Linked DNA regions of Homo sapiens: region 1 is linked to region 2. The links are chromatin contacts, found by Hi-C or POLR2A ChIA-PET in ENCODE. All regions are on one chromosome and are shown on one strand. Each heading gives the region's core, a stretch centred on a gene start or an enhancer-like site at or near the end of the contact. The rest is flanking DNA. Distances are from core to core; before and after follow the strand shown. Region 1 has its middle 34 kb from the start of MRPS24. Region 2 has its middle 13 kb from the start of STK17A.

Region 1 (7,112 bases), core at 3,068-5,567, 270 kb before region 2:
CACCGCCTCCGTGCTCCTACTGCGGCCGCCAGCGCCGGGCCCGCAGTGAGGAGGAGAACCTCATTTTCCTCAACACAGATCTAAGGGGACACCGCCTCACTTTGAGACAACTTGAGGCTGCGTCAGTGGTGAGTAAAATCCTTCCTGTCACAGTCCTGACTACTGAGGAGCAGTTGGTCTTCAGAACCCCCAGTAGAGGAAGGGCTTCATGTGGAATTTTGGAAATAAAAAACCCCGGTTTCCACCACACAGGAGGTCCTTCTCAACAGCTAAGACACAGTGGCTGCTAGTATAATACCACGCAGCAGCCTTTTAATACTAACATCACATTCAGAGGCTTACCAGGGAGACTGGTTTCCTAGCTTTGGCTGAACTGGATTTGGGTCAGGCTTAGCCTCTGGAATGAAGTTTGGTGTCACCTCTGCTTTACTGACGCGGTATTGACGTGGTTGATTGATTGATTGATTGATTTTTTTTTTCTAGAGACAGAGCTCCCTATGTTGCCCAGGCTCCAAATCGTGACCTCAAGTGATCCGCCCGCCTCAGCCTTCCAAAGTGCTGGGATTACAGGCCTGAACCACCATGCCTTAGCCTTATTTTTCATTTTTTAGACAGTCTCAATCTGTCAGGCTGGAGTGCAGTGGCACGATCATAGCTCACTGCAGCCTTTAACGTCTGGGCTGAAGGATCCTCCCGTTTCATCTTCCTGAGTAGCTGGGACTACAGGCATGCACCACCAAGCCTGGCTAATTTTTAATTTTATTGTAGAGAAGATGTCTATGTTGCCCAGGCTGGTCTTCAGCTCCTGGATGCAAGCGTTCCTCACGCAAGCGAACCCAGCCCACATGGTTGTTTAAAAAAGTAATTACTGAGGTCAGGAGTTCAAGACCAGCCTGGCCAACATGGTAAAACCCCGTCTCTACTAAAAATACAAAAATTAGCCGAGTGTAGGGGCAGGTGCCTGTAATCCCAGCTACTCCGGAGGCTGAGGCAGGAGAATCGCTTAAACCCAGGAGGCGGAAGTTGCAGTGAGCTGAGATTGAGCCACTGCACTCCAGCCTGGGCGACAGAACAAGACTCCGTCTCAAAAAAAAAAAAAGTAATTACTTTTTGAGGCTGGGCGTGGTGGCTCACGCCTGTAATCCCAGCACTTTGAGAGGCCCAGGCAGGAGGATCACTTGAACCCAGGAGTTCGAGATCAGCCTAGCCAACATGGTGAAACCCCGTCTCTACCAAAAAATACAAAAATAGCAGGGCATGGTGATGTGTACCTATAATCCCAGCTACTCGGGAGGCGGAGGCAAGAGAATCTCATGAACTTGAGAGGTGGAGGTTGCAGTGAAATTGCACCTTTGCATTGCAGCCTGGGCGACAGAGGGAGACTGTCTTAAATAAATAAATAAATAAAAGTAATTACTTTTTGATAATTTCATTCTTATGGAAAACTTGCAATAGCAATACAAATCCCTGTCCTTTCTATCAAAGTCTCCAGTGGTTATTGCTGTACCAGATTTGTAATTTCACACAAAATACTTGTTTTTTTACCCAAAGCAGGGACACTCTCCCAGGTAACAATCACTCTCCCCTTTATCAGGAAATCGACAAGAATTACAAAAATGACCTGGGCGTGGTGGCACACGCCTGTGATCCCAGCTACTCAGGAGGCTGAGGCAGGAGAATCACTGGAACCTGGGAGGTGGAGGTTGCAGTGAGCAGAGATGGACCCAGTGCACTTTAGCCTGGGGGACAGAGTGAGACTCAGTCTCAGAAAAAAAAAAAAAGAAAGAAAGAAAAAGAAAAGAAAAAGAAATTAACACAGTGTCCACATGGCAATCCAGTCCTCAGACCTACTTTGCTTCACCACCTGCTCCAGTGTGGGTGGGAAAAAGATTATCTGCATTTAAAAATTTTTTTCTAACTCCTTGAGTGGCAGATAAAGCAATTTTTATGCCAGACACTGATACTTACATTATGGCTCTGAGCTCAAGATTTTAACCTGTCTGATCTGAGAGCCTAACTTTTCTAAACATTTATGTAATTCTTCTAGACTATTAGTCTTTCAATTACCTGTTTTGTCACCATACACAGTTGTTAGGCAGGCAAACCTAAATTTACATTTCCGAAAGGGACAGTTCAGGTGTCTAGGTTGTTTATCATGGAGCTGTTATTTGTAAAGTCATTAATTTGAAATGGCTTTAAGTCTTTTTTTAAAAAATCTTGGCTCAAATGTCATAAGCAGTGATTTTTATCTCAACACCAGCAGAAAAGTCAGCAGATTGAAAGTAGGCAGGAAAAAAATAAAATAGAGAGATAGAGAACTTCGAAGATTTTGCTTGTTAACCGCATAGTTGGTTGTAGTTTTCTTAGTGACCATCTGAGCTCTGAACTTTCCTTGATAGAATTTGCCCATCTGTTTCAAAATGTGCATGAGAATGAGCCATAATATAGTCAGCTGGAATCCTCAAAGGAAGGTTGTTTTGGCATGGCTTTAGAGTTTAGGATCTCATTCCATTTCTTTTTCTTTATTTTTATTTTTTTGTTTTTGTTTTTTTGAGACACAGTCTCACTCTGTTGCCCAGGCTGGAGTGCAGTGGTTTGACCTTGGCTCACTGCAACATCTTCTGGCTGGATTCAGGCTATTCTCCTTTCTCAGCCTCCTGAGTAGCTGGGAGTACAGGCGCCTGCCACCACGCCTGGCTAATTTTTGTATCTTTAGCAGAGATGGGATTTCACCATGTTGGCCAGGCTGGTCTTGAACTCCTGACCTCAAATGATCTGCCTACCTCAGCCTCCCAAAGTGCTGGGATTGCAGGCATGAGCCACTGTGCCCGGCTTCATTCCATTTCTTATTAATCTCTTGAGAGCAAAGAAATTCCCATAAATCTTTTCAGGGAATGTCAGGAGTTTGGACCAATATTTTACATCAATTTCAGTATGGTAACCACGTTCCTTCACCAAAGTAATACTTTTCACAACACACTGCATAAGTAACATTTGTGGAAACGTCTTTTTAAAATAGTATATAAATAACATTTCAGAAGCCTGTTTAACATGACTACAAACACTTCACTACATTCATTACTTCCTTACATGGAAGTTACACGGTTCACAACAAACTTTGTAAGTAGCATTTAAAAATTTTCTTCTACTTCTTTCCTATCTGGATGTCTGTCATGCTTTTTCTTGCTTGATTGTTGTGGCTAGGACTTCCAGTACTATATTGAATAGACATGGTGAGAGTTGGCATCTTTGTCTTGTTCCTGATCTTAGAGGAAAAAATATTTTCACAGTTAAATATGTTAGCTGTGGGCTTGTCAGAGATAGTCTTTGTCGTGCTGAGAAACATTACTCTTTTTTCAACATTCCTCTTTTGTTTTGGAGACAGGGTCTTGCTCTGTCACCCAGGCTGGAGTGCAGTGGTGCGATCTTGGCTCACTGCAACTTCTGCCTCCTCAGTTCAAGTGATTCTCCTGCCTCAGCCTCCCAAGTAGCTGGGATTACAAGTGTGTGCCACTGCACCCGGCTAATTTTTGTATTTTTAGTAGAAATGGGGTTTCACCATGTTGGCCGTGTTTTACCATGTTGGCCATCTTGAACTCCTGACCTCAGGTGACCCGCCCACCTGGGCCTCCCAAACTGCTGGGATTACAGGCATGAGCCACTGTGCCCGGCCTCAAAAGATTTTTAAATTTCTTCTTTGAGGCTGGGCACAGTGGCACACACCGGTAATCCCAGCACTTTGGGAGGCCAAGGCAGGCAGATTGCTTAAGCCCAGAAGTTTGAGACCAGCCTGGGCAACATGGTGAAACCCCTTCTCTACAAAAAATACAAAAAGCCAGATGTGGTGGTATGAGCCTGTAGTCCCAAGCTACTGGGGAGGCTGAGGTGGGGGGATCACTTGGACCCAGGAGGTTGAGGTTGTGGTGAGCTATTGAGCGACTAAGTGGCTAAGTTGGCTGGACTTCCTGGGTCAATAGGGACTTCCCTAAGGGGACTTTTCCCTAAGCCAAAATGAGTCATAGCTGCAAGCTAAGGGATTGAAACTTCAACCAATCAAAGGGGACTTTCTCCTAAGCCAAAATGAGTCATAGCTGCAAGCTAAGGGATTGAAACTTCAACCAATCATATAGGGAGTTTAAGCTCTAGCTGCAGCGTGATGTTTTTAACCAATCAGGCCCACCAACCCACAAGCGGATAGAAAATAAGCTAATCCTATAGGACAGGAAAAGGAAAAGGAAAAGGGAAGGAGTCATAAGGGCATATAAGCATAAGACACTCAAGCCAGGGCAACCCTTCCAGGTCCCCTTCCACCACGTGGAAGCTTTACTTTCACTTTTGCTTTACATTCACTTTCGCTTTAATAAATCTTGCTGCCACACACTCTTTGGGTCCACACGTTTCTCTAATTGAGCTGTAACACTTGCCACTGTGGTCCACAGCTTCATTCCTTGAAGCCCATGAGACCACAAACTCTTCGATCAAGAAAAACCTTTGATCGGAAGAAGACTTCTCATCTCACTATCATGTCACTGCACTCCAGTATGAGTGACGGAGTGAGACCCCATCTCAAAAAAAAAAATAATTCTTTGACCCATTGGTTGTATAGGAGCATGTTGTTTAAATTCTACATATTTGTGAATTTTCTGAAATTACTCCTATTATTGATTTCTAGTTTTATACCATTGTGATCAGAAAAGATACTTGTTATGATTTCAGTTTTCTTAATTTGTTATGACTTATTTTGTGACCTGATATATACTCTATCTTGGAGAATGTTCCATGTGCACTTGAGAAGATTGTGTATTCTGAATGACATGGTTTGCAGCTGTCCATAAGATCTGAAACATTATTTAAACATGTGTCTTCAGACGCTTCACTACATACATTACTTCCATTCACTAAAATAACACTGTTCATAACATATTGTAGCTCTGTCACCCAGGCCGGAGTGTAGTGGTATGATCACAGCTCACTGCAGCCTAGAACTGCTGGACTCAAGTGATCCTTCCACTTCAGCCTCCCAGAGTTCTGGAACTATGCCACCACACTCTGCTAATTTTAAATTTTTTGTAGAGAGTATCGTTATGTTGCCTAGGCTGGTCTTGAACTCCTGGACTCAAGCAATTCTCCTGCCTCGGCCTCCCAAAGTGCTGGGATTACAGGCATGAGCCACCATGCTTGACCACTAAGTAGCTTTCAAAGAAGCATCTTTCAAACAAGTATGTTTGTCATTTATTATATGCATGAGTGTGGCAAACCACTTTCATCCACTGAGTTAACACTGTTAACAACATAGTGTGTAAGTTACATTCTTTAGAAACATCATTTTTAATTAATTAGTTAATTAATTAATTTTGTAGAGTCTCATTATGTTGTCCAGGCTGGTCTGGAACAAAAATTAGCATAGTGGCATGCACCTGTAATCCCAGCTACACGGGAGGCTGAGGCAGGAGAATTGCTTGAACCCAGGAGATGGAGGTTGCAGTGAGCCAAGATCGTGCCATTGCACTCCAGCCTGGGCGATAGAGTGAGACTCTGTCTGAAAAAAAAAAAAAGTTGATTCAGGTCACAGTTAATGCAAATGTTTCAAAACTGGGTTTCTGATATTTGTAAATGTCTTTGTTTATTACATAAGAGTGTATTACCATTAAAGTTGGTATTGTATTGCTTTCAAAATGAGAAGGTAGGCTGGGCACAATGCCTCACACCTGTGATCCCAGCACTTTGGTAAACCAAGACAGGAGGATCACTTGAACCCAGGAGTTAAAGACCAGCCTGGGCAACATAATGAGACCCTGTCTCTACCAAAAAAAAAAAAAATGGTGTGGTGGCATATGCCTGTAGTCTCAGCTACTCAGGAGGCTGAGATGGGAGGACTGCTCGTGCCTGGATGGTTGAGGCCGCAGTGAGCCACACGCCACTACCCTCCAGCCTGGGCAAAAGAAGTGAGACTGTCTCAACTGTCTCAGAAAAAAAAAAGAAAAAAAAGAAATATGGTCTGTAAAACTCTTAGCACCTTGCCTGGAACATAAAGCTTGCTTAATAAATGGTAGTTAATATAATTTCTAGAAGTCAGCAAAAGAGACTGTAACTGCCCAAGGGGTTCACCTTACCCACTGCCTAGACAAGAGCCAATTCATCAAGACAGGGAATTATAATAGAGAAAGAGTAATTCACACAGGCCCGGCCATGGGGGAGACTGGAGTTTTATTATTACTCAAATCAGTCTCCCCCAGCATTCGCCCACCTTGGCCTCCCAAAGTGCTAGGATTACAGGCATGAGCCACTGCACCTGGCCTGGGGAGCAGAGTTTTTAAGGATAACTTGGTGGGTGGGGGGAAGCCAGTGAGCCAGGAGTGCTGATTGGTCAGGGATGAAATCATAGGGAGTCAAAGCTGTCTGCTTGTGATGAGTCAGTTCCTGGGTCGGGGGCCACAAGATCAGGTGAGCCAGTTTATTGATCTGAGTGATGCCAGCTGATCCATCAAGTACAGGGTCTGCAAAATATCTCAAGCCCTGATCTTAGGAGCAGTTTAGGGAGGGTCAGAATTTTGTAGCCTCCAGCTTCATGACTCCTAAACCATAATTTCTAATCTTGTGGCTAATGTTAGTCCTACGAAGGCAATCTAGTCCCCAGGGAAGAAGGAGGTCTGCTTTGGGAAAGGGCTGTTACCATCTTTGTTTAAACTATAAACTAAGTTTCTCCCAAAGTTAGTTCAGCCTATGCCCAGGAATGAACAAGGACAACTTGGAGGTTAGAAGCAAGATGGAGTCAGTTAAGTTAGATCCCTTTCACTGTCTCAGCCATACTTTTGCAAAGGTAGTTTCAATCCCTCCCTTTGGGTTTTATAATACCTCAATCTTAAGGTGTAGGCTATGAAGATGGGAAAAGGCTGTTGATCACTTTGGCTTCTTCCTGCTGAAAGGGGACATAGTGGGAATGAGAGTGAACCCCAAGGTGGGAAGAGTGGAACTGCTTTGCAATTGTCTGAGCATACTCATGCAGGCATGGTTGAGCTTCCAAGGCTTGCAAGGTAAAAACATTAGTATTCTCATCTATAGTTTTAGTACAGTATTTATGTGAACAGCATACTATAAGGTAAATAATGAGT
Region 2 (6,730 bases), core at 3,571-6,070:
AAAGTAGTTATGTTGTGGCTTTTTTAGAATGCAGTACTATTTCAAGTTCCATTGGCTCATTCCATCTGTGGATTTTCTTTCCTAGTAATGGAGTTCCTTATATATTTTATACTTTTTTGATGATGAGCTCCTATTTTAACTGTAACTTTGTATTTTTAAATGTTTCAAATAGGGTCTGAGTTGGGAAAGAATCTCTATGATGTGGTTTCTAAATGGCCTCTGCCCTGACTACAGAGCTTGTTGATTGGGAGACAAATTTCTGGCTTAATTTCTCAATGGAGCTTGGGGGTTCTGAAGCATTTGGATGACGTGAATTTGTGTTCTGCACTGTCATGAGCCATGAGTCAGGATTCAGGATCTGTGGTTCACACCACTTCCTCCATCAAACAACTTATTGCCTGCTCTGTGCCAGCAGAGGAGGTTTTTACAACCCAGTCATGAAGAAGTCAGCACTTTCCCAATTTCAGGTTCAATGCCAAGAGTTCATTTTCAGTTCCTTGCTCTATAAGAAGACTGAGGGCTCAAGTCCTGACCCAGAAGAAAACCCATGTCCTTAAAGTGTTTAACCAATTCTTACTAACCACTGTAGCTGTAGGTTTCTTTTTATTGCTAGCTTCTTAGCTTCACTGTATATTACATTAAAAACAATATATATATATATTTTTTTTTTTTTTTTGAGATGGAGTCTTGCTGTCACCCAGGCTGCAGTGCAGTGGCACAATCTCAGCTCGCTGCAGCCTCTGCCTCCTGGGTTCCAGTGATTCTCCTGCCTCAGTCTCCTGGGTAGCTGGGATTACAGGCACACACCACCATGCCTGGCTAATTTTTGCATTTTTAGTAGAGACGGGGTTTCGCCATGTTGGCCAGGCTGGTCTCGAACTCCTGACCTCAGGCAATCCGCCCGCCTTGGCCTCCCAAAGTGCTGGGATTACAGGCGTGAGCCACCACGCCCGGCTTTTTTTTTTTTTTTTCTTTTTTTGAGACAGAGTCTCGCACTGTCGCCCAGGCTGGAGTGCAATGGCGCAATCTTGGCTCACTGCAACCTCCACCTACTGGGTTCATGTGATTCTCCTGCTTCAGTAATTAAGTAGCTTGGATTACAGGCACATACCACCACACCTGGCTAATTTTTTGTATTTTTAGTAGAGTCGGGGTTTCACTATGCTGGCCAGACTGATCTGGAACTCCTGACCTCATGATCAGCCCGCCTCAGGATCCCAAAGTGCAGGGATTACAGGCGTGGGCCACCATCTTTTTACATTTCGAGCATGAGGGTGGTGGTTGTTTTCAAGTCAGCTTAGTGCTCCATCTTAATTGGAAGTCTGCTATTGTTTGCTTGTTTTTTTGTTTTGGTTTATTTTTCAGTCAATTCAGCTGTCTTTTTATGTATTTTGCTTCTATTTCTCAGGGGTCATGTCTTCTGGCTAGCTATTCAGAATGCCAATTAGAAAATACATATTTTTTTTGAGCCAGAGTCTTGCTCTGTTGCCCAGGCTGGAGTGCAGTGGCATGATCATAGCTCACTGCAGCTTTGAACTCCCAGGCTCAAGGGATCCTCCCACCTCAGTCTCCTGAGTAGCTGGGACTATAGATGTGTACCACTGCATCTGGCTAATTAATTATTATTTTTTTTTTTTAGGAGAGATATGGTCTTGCTATGTTGCCCAGGCTGGTCTTGAACTCCTGGCCTCAAGCAGTCCTCTTGCCTTGGCCTCCCAAAGTGCTAGGACCACAGGCATGAGCCGCTGCACCTGGCCCAATTAGAAATTTTTTAATAATTTCAATTGTTGCCAGTAGTGAGTCATCTTCAGGGATGAACTCTTCCTTTGAGTCTTCAGGGTGCTGTTTCTTTTTCTTGTTCTGTGATGTTTGTCATAGTTTCCAGAATTATTTGTCCTTCAGTGAGTAAATTAGACCTAGCTTTTGCTAAGGAACTGTGTGTCTGTGTGTGTGTGTGTGTGTGTGTGTGTGTGTTTTGGTTCAACCCTCTGTTCATTTGGACACCTGGACTCCTACATCTGGACAGCAGGTAGGTGAGCACAGACCAACTGGAGAATCTGGTAAGTATTCATCTAAGTGAAGCTCAGTGGAACTGAGGAAGTATTGCCTTCTACCTTTACTGCTTGCTCTTCTGAAAAACTATGAAAACTACAAGCCACCGCAGGCTTGACCAGAAATGCTTCAGTTTCAAAGGCATTTGCATTTGCTGTCGCCTTTGACCAAGCCACTCTTCCTCCAGAGAGTGTCAACGCTCATTCTCTCATCTCTTAAGATTTTGCCCAAACATCATCTTTTGTCAGCACCTTCCCTAAAAATTCTTTTTATATTTCTAATCCCTTCTATTTCAACCCTCTTCATTTCCTTTCTCTTCCTTTCCTCTCCTTTTTCCCCGTCACACTTACCACCTCTCAACATACTCTATTATGTACTTACTTATTCTTTGTTTTGTTTACTGATGCAACACCAGTGCCTAAAACAATGCCCAGCACAGTGCTGATGTTCAATAAACATTTATTGATAAATTGAATAAATAAGTGCTTTGCCACTAGGGTTCTTCTTTCTCCTACCCTCCCCTACAGAATTTGTGTATGGGGGCTTCATCTTTTGGAATATGCGATACAGGATAATTTTCCTTTAGTTCCTGCTGTCTACATAGGAGTTCTAATCCAGGATAAACATAGAGTGTTACTGATGATGGGGTGGAAAGAGTATCTAAGAACAGTTTAGTGTCTGACCTGAATGAACGAAGTCACCTCCAGATCCACCAGTAAGATGCAATTTTGAACCATAACTTGGCCTTTGATATTTTAAAACTCTTGATACATATCATCAAATTATATTCAGAAAAGTTATGCCAACATGCCAATTTCTCTTTTCTCTGCAGTCTCATTATTAATTAATTAATTAATTATTATTTTTTTGAGACAAGGTCTCACTATGTTGACTAGGCTGGTCTCAAGCTCCGAGCCTCAAGCAGTCCTCCTGCCTTAGCCTCCTGAGTAGTTGGGATTTGTGAGCCACCAGACTTGGCCATTGTCAATTGAAACTAAAGAGTAGCTACCATGCATAGTGAATGCTCTCCTAAGGGTAAACGGTCAGTGTTTCTTCTCAAAAGTTATCCTAAAAAGGAAAGAATGCTGAATGGTCTTTGAATCAATTATCTATTGCCACAAAAAAGTACAGTGATCACAAAATATCACTGGTGTTTAACCATGCACTTTTAGTGTTGATGTCTCCGGGGTCAGCTGGAGGTTGGCCGGGTGGCTCTAATGATCCTGGCTGGGTTTGCTCAAGTACCTGGTGGTCAGCTGGCTGTTGGTTGATCTAGCCTGGCTCGGTTTGGCCCCTGACATCTCTCATTCTCCTCTTATTCCAGGCCTGCTCTCATGGTGATAGCACAGCAACAAGAGAGAGAGGTCAAGCTCAGCCGTGCAAGTACTTTACATGCCTCTGCTTGTGTTATGCTGGGTGGGTGGTTCAGGGAATGACTCAGAATGACCAACCACAGATGGAGGTGACTGCAAAGTTACAGGGTAAAGGATGTGACTTCAGGGGGGCTGAAGAATTGAGGCCCTTTTATGTGATCCACCACAATCTTAGAAGAGAGTTATTTCCCGTTGTCGTTTAATTTTTCCTACTGAAAGAATAAGGTTGGAAAAAGGGAAGAAGCTCTTTTTATGAGTGAATATAAAATTCTGGACAGGATAAAAGCCAGGACCCCATTTTTATTACATTTAAAAAGTAATAGGGATTATGTAACAACTGTGTAAGAAAAACAGAAAACTCTATAGGATGTACTCTTTGGAATAAAATGGAAAGAAATACAAGTTCTTGGGCATATATAACTTGCCCAATTATTTGAACAAATTAATTCTAATCTGAATAAGTTTTAATGCTAATTCAATCAGAAGTTCCAGACATTAAAAAGAAATCTCTTTGTAGCTGTATTCTCCCAGCTTTTAAAGATATGAAGGTTCTTAGGCTGATTGAATCACCTCTGCTCATTTCTTTGTTTACTGTTTCAGAAAAAAATATTTCCCTCTTTCTGGTATAATACATTTAAATTATTTTTCCCATTTTTATACATGCTCAAATTCTGTCTCCGAGTTCATTCCTGCCCATGCTTCCTCACCAGCAGAGACAATTGCTCCTGTTGCCTTTTCCTGTAGCACGTTGCTTATTATTTTTTAATGGCGTCATATTGTACTCAGGAGCCAGGTTTGGCGAGCTGGGTTGGGGAGACTACTCACACTGGAATCGGGCCAAATCTCAACTGGAGGAGAATAATGCATTATTATATTGTTAGATCATGAGCTCCCTGAGGGCAAAGACTGCCACTGGCCCCTGTGTCTGGCACAAGACCCAACACGTAACAAGTATTCAATAAGTGGTTACTTGAATGAGGTGGTGTGTGGTTGAGTGCTTGGGCCCTGGAGCTGGCTCCTTGTTCTCAAATCTTGGCTATGTCGTTTACTAACTGTGTGTCTTTGGGCAAGTTAGTTCACTTCTTTGTACTTTTTTTCTTTTTCAGCTTAAAAGAGGGATATAAAGGTAGCTATTTCATAAGATGATACATAAAAGGCATGTCAGAATTTATGATTGTTACTATTACTGCTGGAGGCTCTTAAGGTGGCAGGAAGGAGGATGTTACAGATTGAATCATGTCCTCCAAAGAAGATATACTGGAGCTCTAACTCCACCCAGTACCTCAAATATGATTCTATTTCCTTATTTGGAGGTAAGGTCTTTACAGAACTAATCAAGTTAAAGTGAGGTCATTAGCGTTAGCCCTAATCCAATATGATGTTGTCCTCATAAAAAGGAAAAGTGTAGACACACACACACACACACACACACACACACACACACACACAGTCATACAAAGATGAAGGCAGAGATCTACAAGCCAAGGAATGCCAAATACTGCAAGAAAACCACTGGAAACTAGGAGAGCGGGGTGGAATAGATGCTTTCCCACAACCCTGAGAAGGAACCAGCCCCCGACACCTTCATAGCAAACTGCTAGCCTTCTTTAAGCCACCCAACTTGGGGTTCTTTGTTCTGGCAGCCCTAGCAAACTTGCACAGAGGGGCCGTGGGAACCAGCAGCCCACATCCTTCTTTGGTGACTGCACACTGACCTTGGATTCCTGGCATCCAGTTGTACTCTTTCAGGTTCCATCTCTTCTGCATACCTCATGCTCCTGGCACATTTTTGAATGGTTATGCCAGGTCCAGAGCCCAGGACCCCACAGGATATTTTGTGATAAGGCGGTAGCCTTCAAGGTAAAACTCAGTGGCCTTGACATCAACTATTCTGTTCTCAGATCTCCAAGGTAAACCTGTTGGACAAAAGTGTCTAAGCCTATTCCCAGCCATAAATGTGATATGTAATTCCTGCAGCACTGATAAAGGTTGGCCTGATCCTCCATAACTCCCTTCACTTATTCTGTTAGAGAGCCATCCTCTATAAACACATCTAAACCATGTCTGGAGTACAAGCTATGTGTGTCACTTTTCCCTTTACAGTATATAATTAGTGAGCTGTCAGCACATTAATTGGAAAAGTATGGCCATAGAAATCAGGAGACCTGGCCGAGTGCGGTGTCTCAACCTGTAATCCCAGCACTTTGGGAAGCCAAGGCAGGTGGATCACTCGAGGCCAGGAGTTTGAGACCAGCCTGACCAACATGGTGAAACCCCATTTCTACTAAAAATACAAAAATTAGCTGGGCATGGTGGTGCACACCTGTAATTCCAGATACTTGGGAGGCTGAGACAGGAGAATTGCTTGAAACCGGGAGGTGGAGGCTGCAGTGAGCCGAGATCACGCCATTGCACTCTGGCCTGGGCAACAACAGTGAAACTCAGTCTCAAAATAAATAAATAAATAAAAATAAAAAAGAAATCAGGAGACCTGAAGTCCAATCTTGATTTCAGAGTAAGATTAAAGCAGAATACTATAATCTATGCCTCACTATAAATGATGATCTAGTCCAGATTTTCTCTTTATGACTTAGAAGAAAAGTGATTTTCAGTTAGAATAAATCTGAAGTCAGCCCAGCACGTGTGGAAAAATGCAATATTGGCCGGGCATGGTGGCTCATGTCTGTAATTCCAGTACTTTGGGAGGCCAAGGTGGGTGGATCACCTAAGGTCGGGAGTTCGAGACTAGCCTGACCAACATAGAGAAAACCTGTCTCTACTAAAAATACAAAATTAGCCGAGCGTGGTGGCGCATGCCTGTAATCCCAGCTACTCAGGAGGCTGAGGCAGGAGAATTGCTTGAACCCGGGAGGCAGAGGTTGCAGTGAGCCAAGATTGCACCATTGCACTCCAGCCTGGCCAACAAGAGCAAAGCTCTGTCTCAAAATAATAATAATAATAATAATAATAATAATAATAATAATAATAATAATAAAAGAAAAATGCCATATCAAGATGACTCTCTGTCTCCAAATCAGTCCGTCAGGTTTTTCCTTCTCCCAGTCCTCCCCACACTTTTTTCTAATAATAGAATATTTTCTCTTTAAAGAATAAATCAGCTTCCAACCACCCAGTAAGAGCCACATGGTTTGTCTTTTAGAGGCTTGGAAGGAGATCATGCTGTTTCCATCTTGGGAGTTTGTGATACGAGCCATAGGACACAATATGTTTGCCTAGTGGTGACCGTTGTCCTGGGATGACACTGGGTGTTAGGCAGTAGCCTGAAGCTTTCATAGAAGCATCTC

The links. A loop is a pair of places that touch in the nucleus more often than their neighbours do. ChIA-PET counts read pairs that join two places held with the same protein, here RNA polymerase II (POLR2A). Pooled maps may share reads with other maps.
Region 1: a loop to region 2 is called in a map of transverse colon, with 6 times the contacts of the local background. The contact joins two enhancer-like sites. A Hi-C loop is called at or near these places in 9 of 168 maps with a recorded cell type or tissue (CD14-positive monocyte, body of pancreas, colonic mucosa and 6 more), 1 of 37 single-sample maps with no recorded cell type and 10 of 50 pooled maps. POLR2A ChIA-PET finds 5 or more read pairs at or near these places in 2 of 52 experiments (A673 and activated T-cell).

What each region holds. Positions count from the first base shown.
Region 1 is chr7:43,831,881-43,838,992 of GRCh38, reverse strand. No RefSeq gene overlaps it. Among named protein-coding and RNA genes, the nearest start is that of MRPS24, 34 kb to the left of the region's middle. RefSeq lists enhancers at 3,808-4,177, 4,089-4,383, 4,308-4,427. Within about 2 kb of position 4,317, at least 6 of the 41 ENCODE cell types and tissues checked have a DNase peak (open chromatin) inside an H3K27ac peak, as active enhancers do.
Region 2 is chr7:43,566,306-43,573,035 of GRCh38, reverse strand. No RefSeq gene overlaps it. Among named protein-coding and RNA genes, the nearest start is that of STK17A, 13 kb to the left of the region's middle. RefSeq lists a silencer at 407-486. Within about 2 kb of position 4,820, at least 3 of the 41 ENCODE cell types and tissues checked have a DNase peak (open chromatin) inside an H3K27ac peak, as active enhancers do.